Regions from separate parts of the Homo sapiens genome. Here all the other regions are linked to region 4. A link is a contact called in ENCODE Hi-C or POLR2A ChIA-PET data. All regions are on one chromosome and are shown on one strand. Each heading gives the region's core, a stretch centred on a gene start or an enhancer-like site at or near the end of the contact. The rest is flanking DNA. Distances are from core to core; before and after follow the strand shown.

Region 1 (4,450 bases), core at 41-2,540, 590 kb after region 4:
TACTCCCACCGTATTTGCACATTTTCTTATGAATACTTATCACAGTTTTAATTAACAGTGGGATTACATATTTAATATCTACCAGCCCCATTAGACTGCAAGGTGCCTGGGAGCAGGGACCACATCTGTCCTATTCAAAGCTCTATTTCTCAGTGCCCAGTACATTCCTGGCACAAAATAGGTGTTCAAATATCTGTTGAGTGAATGAATGCAACAGGTTTTACTGCTCCTTCTCACCCTATTTCCACCTCTGAAAATTCAGGATTTTAGAAGGCAAAAAGTTGCTACGGTCTGTGAATCTGATAATAATTCTGTCCTGCCTGTTTTATCCTGCTGCCTACCACATAATTGACACATCCTTCCTGTTTAATAGCCATATCCTATAAGGGAAGTACCTAAAAATCTGTTGTTTGCAGCTTACCCACTTAAAACAGATCTACTAGCTAATTCCCAACTCACCTGCCAAAAGGAAAAGAAATAGAACAATAAAAAGATAGCCTAGTAGAGGAAAGGCATAGAAGTGTCAAGTGCTGACACCCCTGCCTTTTGCCTACTGTGTTCAAAGAACTTCCTCATTCACAAATTCATTACAGAAAGACAGAGTTTCAGTTCCAGAATTCTGCAGCTCTTACGATCTGGGAATGTCATTTCTAACAATGGATGTAGGGTAAGCAAAATCCACTTTAATAAAGGATTTCAGGTATCTGATGTCTTTCTGGATCTTGATTTTGCCCTTGATTGTGCCAACAGGACTACAGGGTTAAATCCACAAAACTAAATAATCAATAAAGGATGGGTCAGGGTACTGATGAGGCAGACCTTATATGAGGTATACAAATCACCATATATTATTTTAGTGGCAATGAATAAAAAATCTCAAACATAAGGCAGCCCATCTTCTAAAGCCAGGGCATATAGAAAGGGCATGCTCAAGGGAGCAAAGCTATTTTTAAAAATAGAGAATATTTTCTTTCTCGAAGCTCAGGTAAATGAGATCAGCTAGTGTTTCACTCAGGGAACACAGAAACATCACTGATTTACTAAAATAACTCCATTCAGCACTTTGACAAATGTCTCAAAGTTTCAAGATAAACTGAAAGTTCAGGCAGAGCTTTTTAAGCCAAACCCAGTCTTCACAACAGGAGGAAGTGAAACGTTGACGGGTTTAGTCATAAACACTGCTGCTGCTACACCTTTTAATGTAGAAATTAGCAACCCAGGATCTCTGCACAGCTGTGCCTCCTCCGCCGTGCCTCAGTGGGAACCAACAAACAAAAAGTGACTCCTCTGTCTTTACTGCTACAGATCCCTTTCCAAGCTTTCCTTTCCCCTGCACTTTGCCAGAAACAGGCCGGGTGCCCCAGTTTGGCATTAACCACTTCCTAGTGTGAAGCAGGGAACACTGCACCTCTATTTTTTTTTTTTTTTTTAAGACGAAGTCTCACTCTGTCACCCAGGCTGGAGTGCAGTGGTAAGATCTCGGCTCGCTGCAACCTCTGCCTCCCGGGTTCAAGCGATTCTTGTGAATCAGCCTCCTCAGTAGCTGGGACTACAGGTGTGTGCCACCATGCCTGGCTAATTTTTGTATTTTTAGTAGAGATGGGTTTTACCATGTTGGCCAGGCTGGTCTCAAACTCCCGACCTCAGGTGATCCGCCCACCTCATCCTCCCAAAGTGCTGGGATTATAGGCATGAGCCACCGCGCCCAGCCTCTATTATGTTTAAAGCTCATCACCTCCCCTCCCAAGGCAGCAAACTCCAGGTGGGTCCTTCATCCACTGTCCCTACCCCGTTCAAACAAACATATACCCAAAGCAGCCCTGCTGCAAAACCCATAAGATCCCTTCTTGCCTCCATTGAGAATGCTGGCATGGTGACAAAGGACTGGCCAGCCAGCAAAGGGACCAGCCAACATGGGAAGCCCCAACTTCCCTCTCTCAGAAGCTGTCCACAGACAACTCCCTGAAGCCCTGGTTCAAACTCCCTTCTATGTGGCTCCTCAAGTGCAGGCAGGAGAGAAATGGAGGCCCCTTGTTGAGCCAGGCAGAAAGCAGAGCCTAAAACCAGAGTAATCTTAGAAGTGGAGGGGAGGCAGGGTTACACCAGAGGATGTGTCTTCCTGACTCTCTATCTCTTGCTAAAATGAATTTCAATTAGATTAGCACTCTTTGTTTACAAACACTGTCATTAAATATTTGAGTAATTCTTTCAACCAATAATTACTGACTGCCTACCTTGTGGTAGGCACCAAGGATAAAAAGACATAAAGCTCTGCCTTCAAGCAGCTTATATTTCATTCAAAGGAGATTATACAGGAATAAATAAGTAAAACATATGGCATATCTATGGTGATAAGTGCTATGGAGAAAAATGTAGTACAAAAAGAGAATAGAGCGTGCTTAATGCCTGGGGGTTATGGAGAGGAGTGGTGGGTTAGGTGGGTGGCATTTTTAAATAGCTTGGTGTGACGTAATTATGAAGTGAGGTTGAGAAAGATCTAAAGGCAGTAAGAGAAAGAACCATATGGCTATCTGGGATAAGCATGGTCCAGACAGAGGGAATAGCAAACGCAAAGGCCCTGAGGCAAGAATATGCCTGCAGCAATTGAAAAATAAAGAAGAGCCTTGGCTTGAAGGGAGTAAGCGCAGGGGAGGTCAGAGGGGTGATAAGGTGGGGGTGAGGTGAGCCAGGAGGTCTGTGAGGCTTTATTGGCTGTTGTCCACACTGTTCTGACTGATAATTGCCCTGAAGGCCAATCTCTGACTGCCATGTTGGGTGAGAGAAGGAGAGTGGAAGCAGGGAGCTCAGGCAGGGGCCAACGGCAATAGCTTGTGAGAGATGGTGATGGTTAAGCCACAGAGGTTAGCAGGAGTGCTGAGAGGTGGTCAGACCAGATATACACTGATGATGGAGCCCATTGGTTTTGCTGAGGAAGTGAAATTGGAATATAAGAGAAAACTAGTTATTTTGCTAAGGTAACAGTTTGGTTTACACCCATGAAATAATTACATAGCAATTCAATTTAAGTGACTCCTGGATTGGTCTAGGTACTGTGTTACCTAGATGAAGTTTTTTGTTTTGTTTTTAAAAAAAAAAAAAAAAAACTCTTTATGGAAGAAATGCAACTTGAGAGGAAACAGCTGGTTCCAGAATTTTCCAAGTGTTATTCTGAAGATTATCAAATTATGTTTGTCCTCAGTAGGGGAAAAAATGATCTTCTGGAGTTGTGCTTTCCTGCTCAACCACCACCTTCATGCTCTAATAATTTCAAATGTATATTGTAAATATAATACCTATAATATATAACCTGAGATTCTATTTAAATTCTAAAACACAATTTTGGGAAAAGGGAGAATGGGAATATCCTTTCACCTTTTCTCTGTTCCCCTAGAATAGTGTTCTCTCACAGAACTTTCTGGAAATGTTCTGTATCTGCACATTCAGATACAGGAGCCACCAGCCACGATGTAGCTACTAAGCACTCGAAGTGTGACTAGTGTGACTAAATTTTTTATTTAATTTAAATTAATATAGCAATTATGGCTAGTGGCTATCATACTGGACCATACAGCTCTAGAAGAAGAAAAAATCACTACACAGTAAAACATTCATGAATCAGACATTACACTTTACTCTTAAAATTGAATTATAAAGTAAGTACAAAATAGATTGGCAAAATCAGAAAGCACATGTTCTTCTTTTTTATTATGCCCTAGAGTTACCTAATTCTCCTATTCCCTACATATATTCTTTGAAAAGAAACAGTAGCTGGCTTGGTCTTAGCAGTTTTTAAACACATTTTCTTGGTTTTTGCATGCAATTCCAATATCTTACAGGCCGTCATTCTAACACTGTCATTCAAAATGGGATTTTCTTCCTTGACGCGTATTCAACGCTAACATTCTAAATGTCACATAAAAATAAAGATAGAAGAGTCTTATTATAATTGAACAATCTTCCTGCTTTAAGTTCAAAGCACTCTCTGACATCAGTTATCTCTTTTTTTTTTCCTCCCAAGATCACCATGAATGAAAGGGCTGGTATTAGTTTAACCATTTTTTAGTTGAGGAAATCAAGGCAGAAAAAGATTAATGACAGTCAATTTCACAGTGTAAATATATAGCTTAGTCAGAAAAGAAGAGAAATTAGGAAGGCATAAAAAGGGAAATTAATTGAAAATGAAAAAAAAAAAAAACTACACGCAAATCCTTGGTTGTCAAATTCAGTAGGCTGAGAGCCAGGTCTGAGAAATGCGGACTGATTAATAGAGTTGGTGGCATTGTCTGTCCTTCCGGCCCTCTGTCTCAGACCTTCCACATGTCCCAACAACGTCCCTGAGATCTGGCAAGTTGCTGGCTACACAATTGGAAGGTGAAGAGGATAAGGTGGTTTAGTTAGGATCGATTAGTGAGGTGGCTGTCAGTATAATGGGGTTCATTTATTCATCAGC
Region 2 (4,951 bases), core at 415-2,914, 620 kb after region 4:
CCAGCCAGAATGGCCATTACTAAAAAGGTAAAATACAATAGATGTTGGCATGGATGTGGTAAAAAGAGAACACTTACTTATACACTGCTGGTGGGAATGTAAATTAGTACAACCTCTATGGAAAACAGCATGAAGATTCCTTAAAGAACTGAAAGTAAAGATACCATTCCATCCAGCAATCTCACTACTGGGCAACTACTAAAAGGAAAAGAGGTAATTCTATCAAAAAGACACGTGCACACATCACAGCACCATTCACAATTGCAAAGATACAGAACCAACCTAAGTGCCCATCAACTGATGAATGGATAAAGAAAATGTGGTCTATATACACTATGGAATACTACTCAGACATAAAACAGAATGAAATATCTTTCACAGCAATTTGGATGGAGCTGGAGGCCATTATTCTACGTGAAGTAACTCAGGAATGGAAAACCAAATACCGTATGTTCTCACTTATAAGTGGGAGCTAAACTATGGGTACACAAAAGCATACAGAGTCATTTAGCGAACTTTGGTGACTCAGAAGAGGGGAGGGGAGGAGAGAGATGAGGGATAAAAAAAAGCTACATATTGGGTACAATATACACAGATGATGGGTGCACTAAAATCGCAGACTTCACCACTATACAATTTGTCCGTGTAACCAAAAACCATTTGTACCTCAAAAGCTATTGAAATTTTACATATATATATATCAACTAAAAAAAAAATATGTTTAGTGAATGAAACTCCTGGTTCAACCTACAGTTGGTCCTTTAGACTTTCCACTTCCTAAGTGAGAATAGCTCTCAGGGTGGAAGAGCTACGAGGCAGACAAACCCCATAGTGCTACTCTATCATCCCACACAAATGCAGGGGCTGTATGACTCCGTCGGGGCAGTACAAAAGACAAAATATTCCTGTCCTTTGCTCTTAAGAGCAAGCACATCATGGCAGACAGTTTACAATTATTTTCCACGTCTTCTTTACTAGCCAGGCCATTCATGTCTTTATATTTGACAACTGGCTACACACCCTCAAAAATAAACACAGTGATGGAAAGGTTGCTCTGTTCCCTGCTAATACATGTGTAATAAAGCTACTCTTGCAGATGCTTGGCGCTGTGGTCAAAAGGAGCACCTTCCCCCGCCTACCCCCATAAAGATGAAGGTCTTGAATAAAATAGAAGCCACACAGAGTCCAGTTCTGAAATGAAAATATCACACTCATAAAAGCATTAAGAAGGTTCCCTATTGAGCTGGTTTCAAATGTTTAATTACTGTAATTATATGCATACATACTTTATCACTGTTTTCTAATGAGGTTGGCAAGGAGACAGAAACTTGGCATTTTATTCCTAGTTTAATGCGCTTGTTTTTATGCTTACTGTAACAGCTTGCTAGAAGAGCACTGGAGATAGAGTCGGATACGCTTTAAAGGACAAGGGAAAACAGCTCCCAGTGGATGGTACACACATGGCAAAAGGCCAAGAGTAGAAGCACCGTCATTAGGAAAAGGAATCAGCCAAGGTAAGCAACGTCATTCACAAACAGAAAAACCTGGACTGCAACCTACCTACCTTCTCTCCTCACTTCAAATAAGACTTTGAGCTTTAAAAACAAAGAGCGTGGCTGGAAGGGGGAGCCACAGCTGCTTAATCTGAAAGCACCTTTCAGTTTCTTCACAAAAGTTTCCAAGTCAAGGGGAAAATTCAACACCCAAACACACAAAGCAAGCTCCAGAGGCAAATGTGGGCACTTCTGAGAGCAGCAGTACTCCAGGGTTGGTTCCTAGCCTACGAGAGTTCTGGTGAAAGAGGCTACTGTGAACCAAAGGCCCAGCCTTCCTGCAGGGGAGGAAAGTCAGCAGTTTACTTGGGAATTTGCCACCTCGATACATAGCAAGTGAGGAAGTGGTGAGAGGTGGCAGATGGAAAGGGGTAAGGGGGGCGAGGGGCACAAGCTAGATCCAGACAGCTGTGGTGTTATAAAAATGTAGCAGCCAAGCAATGTGGAAACGGGAGTCTTAAGCATCTGATTAACTGAGAAGCAGCTGTGGTAATTTCTGGACTAGCTTTAAAAAAAAAAAAAAAAAACAAAATACAGCATTGCATTCAACTGTTAAGCTGACTGCAAGAGCGATCAATGGGTTGAGAATTAAACTAAAGCTCGAGACACTGAGCCTTGCTCTAATGGTGTCGATGGCACAGGGCCATGCTACGGGGTAAAACCAGGTTATGATGAGTTCCCCGTCTGGGACTTCCAAGAAGCGTTCCCTAGAACAGGATCCAAGACAGATCCACCCAATATTTAAATCCAGTCTTTAACAAAGGCCCTGTATAGACACCAGACTAACTAATTTGAGCCTAAAAGGAGACTCCTAAAAGTTCAGATAAACTTAGTTACTTACACTCCTCTATTACAGCAGAAATAGACATGTGATCTAATCATGTAAGGGGTTTTAAATTCAGCCAAAATAACTGGCAAATTTTCCTTGCTAAAATGGCAAAAACGAACCCTCCTAACAGAATTGCTCCACTGTAATTATTTACAGTAAATCAATAAGTACATCATTCTATATAACATACTGATCAATACAACACATTTTGACCAATTAAAGATTTTACTCAAAAAACATGAGTCTGGGACAAGGAAGAATATACATACATGAGGCCATTTATCACATTAAAATATATAAAGCAAGAGTGTAGACATGTAAAATCTCATTAATTCCACATCTAAATATTTCAACCATTTCTGAAAGGTAGACAAGAGGACTCCAGAGTAAAGAGTACAGGACTTAACCATTTTAGTAGAGATTTTAGGGTGATTCACAGAACTGCCAATCAGGTGGGTCTTATGTTATTGGTTATATCATAATCATCTGGGGTTCTATGAGATTCCTGAGTAATGTCTGTTTTGTCTCCCTAAATTGAATGTATGTCTTTGGTTTCATTTGAAAACATTGATCTGTATGTAGCTGGTGCTTATCAGGAGGTGTTAGCTGTCTGTTCAATGTGCTCTAAGAGTGATGTACTGGGCTAATTTAACTCAAATAGCTTTATAATTCTGTCACAACCTCTCTGCAGCCGCCTACTTTTCCTAGGGCAGGGAAATGGAAATCATTTTAAGAAACGGAAAAAGTGTGGTTTAAGTAATTCAGCTTAGCTTATTTCCCTTGGGAAAAGGACAGTTAACAACTACTCTCAGAAACTAAGTAAGTCGTGTCTGACCTCTATTAGTTATTTAAATTTAGCCATACCTTTAACTAATAAAGAGAAGGTGTCCTAGTCAACTCCAGTAAGGATCAGGGTTCTCTGCTTCTGGCATACCAACTGATTTGAACTCTGAATTTCTCTCAGAGTTGTGCTCAGAATTTTACTGATAGTTCAGCTGACGTGGAAAGGTCTGAATGCAGCCGGGTGCGGTGGCTCACGCCTGTAATCCCAACACTTTGGGAGGTCAAGGCAGGCAGATCACTTGAGGTCAGGAGTTTGTGACCAGCCTGGCCAACATGGGGAAACCTCATTTCTACTAAAAATGCAAAAATCAGCCGGGTATGGTGGCATGTGCCTGTAAATCCCAGCTATTCGGGAGACTGAGGCAGGAAAATCATTTGAACCTGGGAGGCAGAAGCTGCAGTGAGCCGAGATCATGCCACTGCACTCCAGCCTAGGCGACAGACCGAGGCTCCGTCGGGGTTTGGGGGAGAGTCTGAATGCAGCACAGGAGAGGTGGTCTGTAGATAATGAAGCCAAGTGTGGGCTGTTTGGAAGTCAAGTGTTCACACATGGGAACCTGTCTCAAAATATGAATTACTTCCTTACTGCATTAATATTCTCCCTCCTTAACTCTTCCCTCTCCAAGTCTTACCCTCCTTACCTTCCTCTTCAAGCCTTAACAGGACTGAGTACCAGCAAGGGCACACACAGCCACATCACACACAGCTGAGTGTTCTGGGGGCACTGGTGATGTTGGTTTGCTAGCTCTCCCCTAGGAGGTCCTTCCAGACACAGCAGCAACCCCCACACTTCCTGCTCCTCAATGGCAGCCACCCTCCAAACCACTCCCAAACCCCAAATCAGCCCCAAGGAGACCAGGTCTTCACCCCACTCAGCAGCTTACATCCCACTTGACCAAACTGTCAATGACAACATTGCTTTGTTTGTTTTTTAACCAGCATCTATAGGGATACCCTCAGAATTCTTAGCACTAACAAAAAGAGCTCCAAATAGAGAAATTGAAACCAAAAGTTTACATCACAGATCCCCCTTCCACCAAAAAAGTAAATGTTATGCAGCACTAAACCACACCCCCCACATCAAAACTGCAGCACAAGCTTTCCGAACATTTGAGAGAAACCAATTTTCACAGTAGCAGCCAACATGTGAAAATACTTTTATTGCAAAATTGAAGAGTATAGTTCAGCAAATGCATACTGGAATGCTACTATGAGTAACTGCACAGGTGGTTATGCAAACACTGAACTCATGCTTCAATTTGGCAGAAGTATAAACATTTCTAGAATAGTACACAAGGTTCAGTTACCTAGATCTGCTAGTTAACTTCCTTTACCTCTGAAAGAGCTCCCCCAAAGTCAATCATTTTCCAAAAGAAAAGTCATAGTTAGAAATACATTTTAAGTAGGCAAGAAAAGAACACACTTATATTAAACTGACACAACCATTTTTAAATGAGCATCTTACCAGGGGCCAACCTGTACAGACATGATTATTCTCTTGTGTCCTGTAAGAGGGTGCTGTTACTTAACTTAATTCATACAAATCTTTAATCTTGAAAACTTTCATTTACTTGTATAATGTATAATGAGATCTAGTATGTGCCAGGCACTATTCTAAAAGGTTGGATATACAGCAGTGAGCAAAATAGGCAAAAATCCCTGCCTTCAGGAGGTTTACATTCTAGGAAAGAGAAAACAATGCATAGATACATAACGAAGACATAGG
Region 3 (4,843 bases), core at 2,283-4,782, 530 kb before region 4:
TGTCTTCTAAATAGGAACATTCTGGCCTAGAACACTTCCCTTTCTGACCTCTACCAACCCCGTTGACAGCTATAAGCCATCTGTAATGCTTGGGGGCGGGGGGCGTTTAACAATTTTACTTCTGTTTTTAAGAAGTGTTCCTTATGAATTTTAACACAAAGTGTACTCAATGTATTAGTTTACTAACTCTACTTTTGCCATACACTGGCAACCTCTTTAACATCGACTAGATATAAATTAGGACTCCTATGTCTGCTTATATACACAGCACAGTAAACGAAAATGCAGACATAAGGGACAATGGTCAATGTGCCTCATCATAAACACACTGGACACTGGTAGAAAGCCCTTTGAACTTTGTGCTCCTTCTTCCCCCTGAACCAGCACAAATATCATAACGTGTACTTCTCAGAGAATTGATCAATTTCCAAGACAATATTTCATATCAAAATAACTACAAAATGTGTTACTTACTACCTCTACTTTTAACATGCTTTGTGCACTTCTAAACATCTAGAAAGACTAGATATTTCAAATAAGGACTTAAGTGTGTCCACTATATACATAGCACTGTTGAATAAACTACACACATGTAACAATGGTTATATCTGAAAGTGTCTTCTAAATAGGAACATTCTGGTCTAGAACCCTTCATTCCTTCCAACTCCTCTCCACCACCAACCTGGTGGATATAAGCACATGTGTCACTTCGAGCTGATGTTATCATTTCACTTCCAAAAAGTCCTTTTCAGAAGACAGCCTCTCTATGAATTTTAACAAAGTGTACAAAATGCGTTAGTTTACTAACTACTTTTGTCATACACTGGCAACCTCTTTAATAGCTACAGACTAGATATTATAAAATCAGGACTCATTTGTCCAGTATATACACAATATATACAGTATAGCAAAGTTAAATGAAATGCTTGTAACATATAGGCAATGGATTAAGCTGAAATTTTCTAATAAACAATGGCAAAACACCTTTTGCAATTTTTTCCCTCCCACCTCCCAGGTGGTTCAACAAATCCACTTCCAAACAGCATTTCCCATCAGTTTTTAAAAGCTATTTACAAAAAGTGTTATTCTACTACTACTACTTTAAAATACATCAAGCACTTCCAAATATCTAAAGACTAGATATTTCATAGCCTGTCCACCATGTACACGGCACTGTTAAATAAAACTGCACACACATAACAATGGTTATCATCTAAGGTATCTTCTAAATGTGACCATTTTGGCCTTGAATCATTCCCTCTTCTCTTCCTTCTCTGCCTTCAATTCAGTGGACAAGTACACGCATGTGTAATGCTTAGAGATGGCTGAACAAATTCCTATGCAAAAGTCAATTACAGAAGACAAGTTTTCCTATGAATTTCAACACAAAGCATACAAAATATGCTAATTTTACTACTTTGTCATACACTGGCAACCTCTAGATGTTAAAAAATTAAGACTATTTGTCCATTATATACACTATATACAGAGCAAAACAAAATGCACAAAACATACAGAAAAATGGTGTCTGAAAATGTCCAAGTATGAACACACTAGCATATTATCTTTTGCAATTTCTTCCCTCCCACCTCCTCTAAACCATTGAGCAAGTATAGACAGTAATATACTGCTCACAAAGGTGGCTTCACAATTCAACTTCCAAAAGTATTTCCTATGAATTTTAGCAAAAAGATATTTACAAATTGGTATTTTACTACCTCTACATTTAATATACATCGGGCACTTCTAAACATCTAGATAGTCTAAATGTTTCAAGTAAGGAGTTAATTTGTCCACTATGTATGTACACAGCAGTCTCGAATAAACTGCAAACATGTAACAACAGTTATAATTTGAAAGAGTCTTCCAAATGTGAACATTCTGGCCTAGAACCCTTCCCATCTCCATCAACCCAGTGGGCAAGAATGCTCAAATTTTCAGAAGACAGTCTTTCCTAGGACTTGTAAAACAAAATGTACAAAATATATTAGTTTACTAACTCTAGTTTTGTTATACACTGGCAACCTCTTTAACATCCAGAAAGACTAGATGTTGTAAATTAGGACTCGTTTGTCCTTTATGTACATTATATACATAGATAAAACAAAATGCACAGACATAGTGATTCATCTTGCCTCGCTGTAAGCAGGATGGCATAGAGCTCTCTGCACCTCCCCCTCCTCTCTCCTCCCCTGAACTACTGCACAAACACAATGAGTATTACTCAACAGGTGATTTGGCCATTCCCCCCAAAAAACAACATTTCTATGAATTGTAACAAAAAGATATTTACAAAATGTGGTTTTACTACCTCTAATTTTAACATATATCAGACACTTCAGAATATCTAAAAAGAATAGACATTTCAAAAAAGCTTAGCATTGTCAACTACATACATAGTAGTGAGGAAGCGAATGCACACAAAACAATGGATAGAATATGAAAATGTCTTCTAAATATGACCAGTCTAGCATAGAACCTTCTTTTTTTCCTTCTCAGGTCTTCGAGCTCCATGTCATCTAACCCACTGAACAAACGTGAACGTATCGCTTCTAGAGGCCGTCTAACAACTCAGTTTCCAAAAGTCAACTCCGGAAGACATGTATTTTCTATGATTTCTTTTAAACAAATGAGAATTTACAAGATGTGTGACTTTCTAACTCTATCATACGTCGGCAACCTCTTTCCATCTAGAAGGGCTAGATGTGACAAATGTTTTCTATTAAAAGGTTGGGGTGGAGTTGAGAGCAGCTTTTTCATATTATATACACAGGCCTTCCGTAAACGGCCTGTGAATCTTCCCAGAGGATGGAGGGCATTTCCAACGGGCCAAACGTGGCCTGTCATTCTACCATTTGTCTCTTCCGACAGCAAGGTCTGGTAGTACGGAGACCAACCGCCCGATCGCCGCTAACCGTTCCACCCGTCGTCGTTCGGGACTTCGCTCACCTCCCAGGCCCGTTAAGGCCTTTGTCCGTTGTCGTTAGGACTAGGTAGGTCTCGCCCAATGGCGACAGAGTGGTCACCCGGGACCCAGATCTGGCGGCTCCGTGGCCTGAAGAGGCGGCCGAGCCTGCCTGCGTCCCTAGGCCGCCTTCCCGGGCCCTCCATGCCCTAACGCCCTCCGCCGCGCGGCGTTCGAGCGGCCGCCATGCTTCCCGGCACGCTACTCCCGCCGCCACCCAAAGGCGCTGCGTCCAGGCTGCTCGGCGGGGGTTTCGTCCAGGCCCGGCAGGCTTGGGCCGGGAGACCCGACGGCCGGCAGGGTCCGGACTGGGAGAGGCCGCCGCCGCCATCAGTCACCGAGGTAGGGTAGGGAAGAGACGTTCGCCACCGCTTCAAGGCCTGGGCCCAGCCAGTGGGCAGCCACAGCAGAGGCCTCCGGTATCTGCAGGGCAGAGGGCGCGGCCTGTCCCGGGGCGCCCCCTAGCTCACCCGCCGACCCGGGGCCGGAGGGCCTGGAGCGCCCTGGAGGAGCGGCCCGCGCTCTGCGTCTCTCCGCGCTCTCTGCCAGACCGGAACTCTTGCAGTGATTTCTTACGGGGAGTAAGGATGAGGTGGGGAATGAGACTGAAGAAATGGAATTAAAAAGATAACTATAACTAAATAAAGAGGAGCCCTGCAGTAATGTAATGAGCCATGAACTGAAGAGTAACATTTATTCAACTCTGCCTGTGAAGGAGGGAGAGGGAAAGACAACTAGAGACAGAGGAGAAACGGAAAAAGGAGGTGAGATTTCAAAACACCGGTAGGTTCTGAAATTATTTTCGGAGTACAGAGTACTTTTTGCTGTCCTTGGAGTGGCTAATAAAAACAAAGAGTGCTTTTATTCCGGAACTCGGAAAATTTATTTTTTAAAAAGAGAGAAGACCATGTCACAAAGAGCAGGTAGGAAAACGTAGCGTAAACTTAAACTCGATTTGTGTCTAAATACTAAAAGTACGAACTGTCAGGAGTGGGATTCGAACCCACGCCTCCAGGGGAGACTGCGACCTGAACGCAGCGCCTTAGACCGCTCGGCCATCCTGACGCGCTTATGCTACATTGTGCTCAGGACTCACTTCTGTCTCTTGTCTAAACGCTATTAGTTCCCCATCCACCAGCCGCCCCCCTACCCCATGTCCCCACCCCCGCCCACCCCCTTGTTGTTCTTTTTCTCAAGATATGGGCATTCCTGGGTTAAAAGGTAAGCCGCCTCTCCGCGAACTGCCTCGGACGGCGCTGCATAGGACCGGTTGTCCGGGCCACAGAGCGGCGTCTCCCGAGTGAACGCCGAGTCACTCCCAGGCTGCGCGGGGAGGGCTGCGGCGGGTGGGGCGGCGGGCGAGGGAGGGCGGGTCGGGGTAGGGGGAGCGGGACGGGGGCGGGGGCGTGGGAGGGGCGGGGCGGGCGTGGGAGGGGCGGGGAGGGGGCGGGGCGGGCGTGAGCCAGCCCAGGGCCGAGTGACTAAGGCGGAAGACGGCGATGGCGCTCTGCTCTCAACTGAATTCTAGTTAAAATAATGGCAATCCTGTTGAACTCAACATTACTAGAATACCTGGCTTAAATTTACACTTAATTCCCAGGAAGTTTTAGGCTTGCTCCAGTTTTTGCTGGAACAAGGTGCTCGCTAATCCTTCTCCTTTGCGTTGTGCTGCAAATCTCCCAGCACGTGGTTACCCTTGGCAGGGCCGGTGGAGGGGACAGGAGCGTGGGAAGCCTGGCTTGTCTTGCCTCTCTGTCGGAGTTTATGGAGGATTTGCGCACTTTTCGGTGTGGATGTTATACTGTAATAAAAACTTTAAAAAGCAAAAGCAAAAACAGCAACAACAAAAATGGGGAGTAGCTTATGTATTTTACTAAA
Region 4 (4,733 bases), core at 18-2,517:
ACACAATAGAGCAGAAGTAGCCTTAAGAGTTGGTGGAGAAAGGATGGTCTATTCAATTACCTGGGCTGAGAAACTGGCTTTCATATGGAATAAAAATAAAATTATAGCTATACCCCATATCATACACAAAAGTTTCTACATCTAACAAAGACACAGATAGAAAATGTTTTAAAATTTTAGAAGAAAATAGTGCAGAATTTTAGTGCAGAATTTCTTAGACTAGATGCAAAAACAAAAATGATTAAAGTGGCCAGGCACGGTGGCTTATGCCTGTAATCTCAGCACTCTGGGAGGCCGAGGTAGGTGGATTAGTGGAGGTCATGATTTCGAGACCAGCCTGGACAACATAGTGAAACCCCATCTCTACTAAAATACAAAAATTGGTAGGGTGTGGTGGCTCACGCTTTTAATCCCAGCTACTTGGGAGTCTGAGGCAGGAGAATCACTTGAACCTGGGAGGCAGAGGTTGCAGTGAGGGGAGATGGCGCCACTGCACTCCAGCCTGAGCAACACAGCGAGACTCTGTCTCAAAAAAATCTAAAAATAAAAAGATTATTTTTAAAAGACTATTTTAAACAAAAAAAATCGTTTAAATGATATGACACACTACATCTAATATTTGGAAAAGTACTTCTTAATACTTTTAATAAAAAGAGGCGCTGAGAGCATACAACCTATCCTCAGAAGAGTGTTTGACCTCTAGGAGGGACGCAAGCGCGTTCTTCCTTCATTTTAACTGGTCATTTTCATTTATTTCAGGAACATCTGAAGTAAACACAGTCACACGTTAACCTTTAAAAATCTAGGAGGTGCGTACGCATAGTTCCATTACTTCAATTTTTGTACTTTTGCATTTTAAAATATCACAGGGAAGCTCGGTACAGCTTCAAGGCTAGGAGGGGTGGCTCTCTCTTAAGCCCTGTCCCCGCCAGCCCCAGACCTCTCGTCCCGCCCCCATTGCCCAGTCCCCACCCTCACTTCCCCATTTCCCCACTCCCGCGGTCTCTTAACGCACCTCGTTTTTCGTCCAGTGGACTCAGACCTGTAGTCTTCCACCAGGATCGGCTCCTTTCCCGGAGCTCTCGCTCTTAGAGGAAATTGAGAGAAGCATCAGCGGAGACCCATCTGTGGCTCTCCAGAGGGCGCGGCATTCAGACCCCAGATCCAGCTGTGAGAACGGACCCCAGGCTCACACCAGGCCTGCGGGAGGCGGCCCACCAGAGGCGCTAGAAAACAAGCCTCGCGGGGAGGCGCGCAGGGCGACTGCAAGCTGTAGGGGGCGCTGGCGCCCTCACAGGCCAGGGGCAGGGCCGGCGCTGCGGGCGGGGCTCCTGCGGCGTGAGGGGCGGCCCCAGGCCAGCAGCTGCGCCCTGGCTGGGAGCCGGGGAGCATTTGCTGCTCTGCTGGACCCTGAGTCTGGCGGCGGGCGGCCTCCTCTCCGCTCCCCGCCCGCCATCCCCCAACTCCCGATCTCTCTGCTGCGTCTGGCCTCAGGCTGAGACCCCAACGAATCATTCCCCGCATGGGAACATTTTATGATATAACTGAATTCAGTTTTATGTATAACTGAATTACGGATATGAGAATCTCAAATGAGGACGAATGGTTTTTACGCACAAAACATGAGACACAAATCTGTAAGAAATATAAAGTCGTGACCACGTCCTTTCAGAACTTTAACCTGTTTGCTGAAGTACGTCAGTAACAATGGCAGGGAAAGGGTATCTTAAATTTCACCACAGCCTCAAAGAGGCCATTTCGTGGATCCGCTGAGGCTTGGAGTCGGCCTTCTGACCACGAGTCCTGCGGCTATGAAAGAGGAAGCCGCGGTTCAGGGCGTCCTCGCGAGTCGTGCAGCCCGCCCTGCTCCAGCTGGGGACACCGGTGGTCACGGCGCTTTCCAGCTGCAGATCCAGGCGGCAGCCCAAGATTTGGTCCAGCCGCCAAGGGGTGGCTCGAGTGACTGACGGGCCTTGAACGCTCCCAGGACCCACATCTGGAGAGGGAGGTGGGGGTGGGGTGCTGAAGTCATTCTTGGGGCCCCTGGGGGCGGGCATGGACCTGGGTAAGGCCAGAGAAATTGACACCTCGTGACATCCCTGGAAGAGAAGTACGTTCAGTGTCACTCCAGAGCTGAAACCGCCTTCTGGCTGGTCCCTCCTCACCTACATACTTTTCTAATTTGTCTGGAGCAGGCCGGGCATCTGTATTATCTGGTTATTTAAATATCTGGTTATTTAAAAGCTCTCCATTAAATTCACATACACGAAAATAAAAATTAAAAAAAATTTTAAAAAAAAGAAACAAAAGCTCTCTAATGACCAAGTCCTACACGATAGTGAATAAATTTTTTTGTGTGGTCCCTAAAATTGAGTTCATGCCTTTTCTGAAGTAATAGACGCCCAGAGAAGGGATCGACTTACCCATCATGCCACAGAGATTAATTGGCCCCAGAATTCTTTAGCAGACCGTGTATATGAACGTCCTTTGCAATCATATAAATTAACTGGGAAAACCTCATTTAGTATGTTACATGCCTAGCGTTTTGTGCCTGAACACCTTACAAGAACCAGGGACTATTGCCCCAATATTATATTTCAGGAAAGGAAGGCCCAGACAAATGGTGTCACTGGTCCACTTTCACCCAGTTGGTAAATGAAACCAGAAATTATAGCTGTACCACAGAAAGGTGAAAACGTTTCTTTTATAATTTCACATACAATCTTTAATGGACCCAGTGTCCAACACATTAAAGCAAGTGCTCAGGAGTGACATCAAGATGTAAAAAATAGTCCTGTCCTCAGGGAGTTTAGGTCTTGGAGAAAAGAGACCCAAGGAGACACAAGACAAAGGGGAAAGAGAAGGAGCGCTGAAGACTGAGGACCCTGCCTGTGGACTGAAGTGAGGATGGGGACACCCGATGCCCGGAATATGACAGTTTGGAGGGGCCTGAAGGACTCTTCTATTCTCTATCAGAAAAACAGAATTACTCTCCTAACCAGAAAAGGTATTTCAATTTATATTTTCCATCACAGCACTTTTCTGGTGATAATTTAATGTGTTTTAAAAAATGTATCACAGTGATGGCCTGGTGTGAAATAAATAATAAAATTTTAAGAATTAAAAAATATAAAAATCTTTTATATAGACATTAGGAGTTACAAGGATAACTGTGAATTATAATTAGTAATTAAATTGAAATACTGATTATTTTCATTTTTATTTAATTATTTAATAAAACCTATTTAACATTTAATATTTATCAGTAATTAAATCTAATTGTTAATATTTATTATTATAAATTATTTTAGAATTAAAAATAAGTGTAGAAGCGAGGCATGGTGGCTCAAGCCTGTAATCCCAACACTTTGGGAGGCTAAGGTGGGAGGATTGCTTGAGCCCAGTAGTTCAAGACCAGCCTGGGCAACATGGAGAAACCCTGTCTCAATACAAAAAAATGAGCCATGTGTGGTGGTGCGTGCCTGTAGTCCCAGCCATTCTGGAGGCTGAGGTGGGAGGATGACTTGAGCCTAGGCAGTCAAGGCTGCAGTGAGCCCTGATCTTGCCACTGCACTCCAGTCTGGGCAACAGAGCAAGACCCTGTGTCAATATACATATGGACAAACTTAAAATTTAAAATGAAAGCATACTACTGATACAGAATTGAGTAGAGATGCAAAGCTAGTCCTATAACCAGAACAATAAAGATAAAAAGGAGAGTGGAAGAAGGTATGTCATGAATTTCATGATAAATGGCAATTGCAAATATCCTGTAGCAGAACAAAACAACAAAACTGTAGATAAAACATATCCAACCCTTTGGAAGGCCAAGGAGGGAGGATTGTTTGAGCCCAGAAGTTGGAGACCAGCCTGGGCAACATAGTGAGACCCTGTATCTAAAAAGGAAGAAAGAAAAAAAAAAAAAGGATGATAAAGTAGACAATATTGAAAGCCATTTTCTGCAAATACATAGTGAATTTGATCAGTAATTTTCTTCCAACAGTGCAAAAATGAATAGATATTAGTTGCCTGAAATAAAAATCAAATATCCAACAAAAAATATTGACTATCTAATAGTATCTAAGCTAGTAAATTTGGCCAGTTATAAAATGTCTTAAATTTTTATTTAAAAAAAGAAAACCATATTTATAAGAAGAGGTGATAAAGAGAAATTATTTCAGTTATGAAGATTTTGTTAGAAAACTATGAGAAAAAAACTATTTTTTGTTTTCAAAAAGTGAAAGATTAAGTTACCAAACAGTTGCTAAAGAATACCAGATGGCTGAGCGTGGTGACTTATGCCTGTAATCCCAGTACTTTGGAAGGCCAAGGCAGGAGGATCATTTTAGGCCTGGAGTTCGAGACCAGCCTGGGCACTGTAGCAAGACCCGTCTCTATTAAAAAAAAAAAAAAAAAAAAAAAAGAATACAAGACCTTGCTAACAATAGCAAAGATCAATTAATTCAAAATTTGAAAAACTGTAATTTATTTAGCTTTAGAGTACTCTCGTGATATGAGATTGCCAAATTAATACTTTGGGTGCATTTCTTTTCTCAAAGGACTTGCAAATTTACAAAGAAGTGTTGAAGAAAAGCCACACATTGGCAGGTAATGTTTGCAAAAGACAGATCTGATGAAGAACAATATTTTTAGAATATACAAAGAATACTTAAAACTCAACAGTAAGAAAATAACCTGATTTAAAGCAGGCCAATGACCTGAACATCTGTTCA

Evidence for each region. Hi-C counts contacts between places; a loop is a spot of excess contacts on that map. ChIA-PET counts read pairs that join two places held with the same protein, here RNA polymerase II (POLR2A). Pooled maps may share reads with other maps.
Region 1: a pooled map shows a loop between it and region 4 (4-fold over the local background). The contact joins the enhancer-like site here to the promoter of LINC02980 in region 4. A Hi-C loop is called at or near these places in 2 of 50 pooled maps. POLR2A ChIA-PET finds 5 or more read pairs at or near these places in 2 of 52 experiments (CD8-positive, alpha-beta memory T cell and OCI-LY7).
Region 2: a pooled map shows a loop between it and region 4 (5-fold over the local background). The contact joins the enhancer-like site here to the promoter of LINC02980 in region 4. A Hi-C loop is called at or near these places in 5 of 50 pooled maps. POLR2A ChIA-PET finds 5 or more read pairs at or near these places in 3 of 52 experiments (GM10248, H1 and activated T-cell).
Region 3: a loop to region 4 is called in a pooled map, with 5 times the contacts of the local background. The contact joins the promoter of HCG11 here to the promoter of LINC02980 in region 4. A Hi-C loop is called at or near these places in 6 of 50 pooled maps. POLR2A ChIA-PET finds 5 or more read pairs at or near these places in 3 of 52 experiments (AG04450, OCI-LY7 and WTC11).

Annotation. Positions count from the first base shown.
Region 1 is chr6:25,401,736-25,406,185 of GRCh38, reverse strand. All of the region lies in intron 2 of CARMIL1 (capping protein regulator and myosin 1 linker 1), which reads right to left. The region is part of intron 1 of LOC124901281 (a long non-coding RNA gene); the gene reads left to right. Among named protein-coding and RNA genes, the nearest start is that of CARMIL1, 120 kb to the right of the region's middle. RefSeq lists an enhancer at 1,229-1,438. Within about 2 kb of position 1,290, at least 10 of the 41 ENCODE cell types and tissues checked have a DNase peak (open chromatin) inside an H3K27ac peak, as active enhancers do; they include OCI-LY7, where a contact is called at or near this core.
Region 2 is chr6:25,366,509-25,371,459 of GRCh38, reverse strand. All of the region lies in intron 2 of CARMIL1 (capping protein regulator and myosin 1 linker 1), which reads right to left. LOC124901281 (a long non-coding RNA gene) reads left to right here. Exons shown (of 3, transcript XR_007059512.1): 2 at 1,381-1,514. Among named protein-coding and RNA genes, the nearest start is that of CARMIL1, 90 kb to the right of the region's middle. Within about 2 kb of position 1,664, at least 14 of the 41 ENCODE cell types and tissues checked have a DNase peak (open chromatin) inside an H3K27ac peak, as active enhancers do.
Region 3 is chr6:26,520,395-26,525,237 of GRCh38, reverse strand. HCG11 (HLA complex group 11) reads right to left here and starts at 3,532. Exons shown (of 1, transcript NR_026790.1): 1 at 1-3,532. TRL-CAG1-7 (tRNA-Leu (anticodon CAG) 1-7) reads right to left here and starts at 4,030; the gene lies at 3,948-4,030. LOC107986583 (a long non-coding RNA gene) reads left to right here. Exons shown (of 4, transcript XR_001744057.3): 1 at 1-3,729. RefSeq lists silencers at 3,077-3,596, 3,827-4,426.
Region 4 is chr6:25,989,201-25,993,933 of GRCh38, reverse strand. It overlaps LINC02980 (long intergenic non-protein coding RNA 2980), which reads right to left and starts at 1,267. Exons shown (of 3, transcript NR_186645.1): 1 at 1,016-1,267. TRIM38 (tripartite motif containing 38) reads right to left here. Exons shown (of 8, transcript NM_006355.5): 8 at 2,703-4,733. RefSeq lists an enhancer at 949-1,158 and a silencer at 1,149-1,458.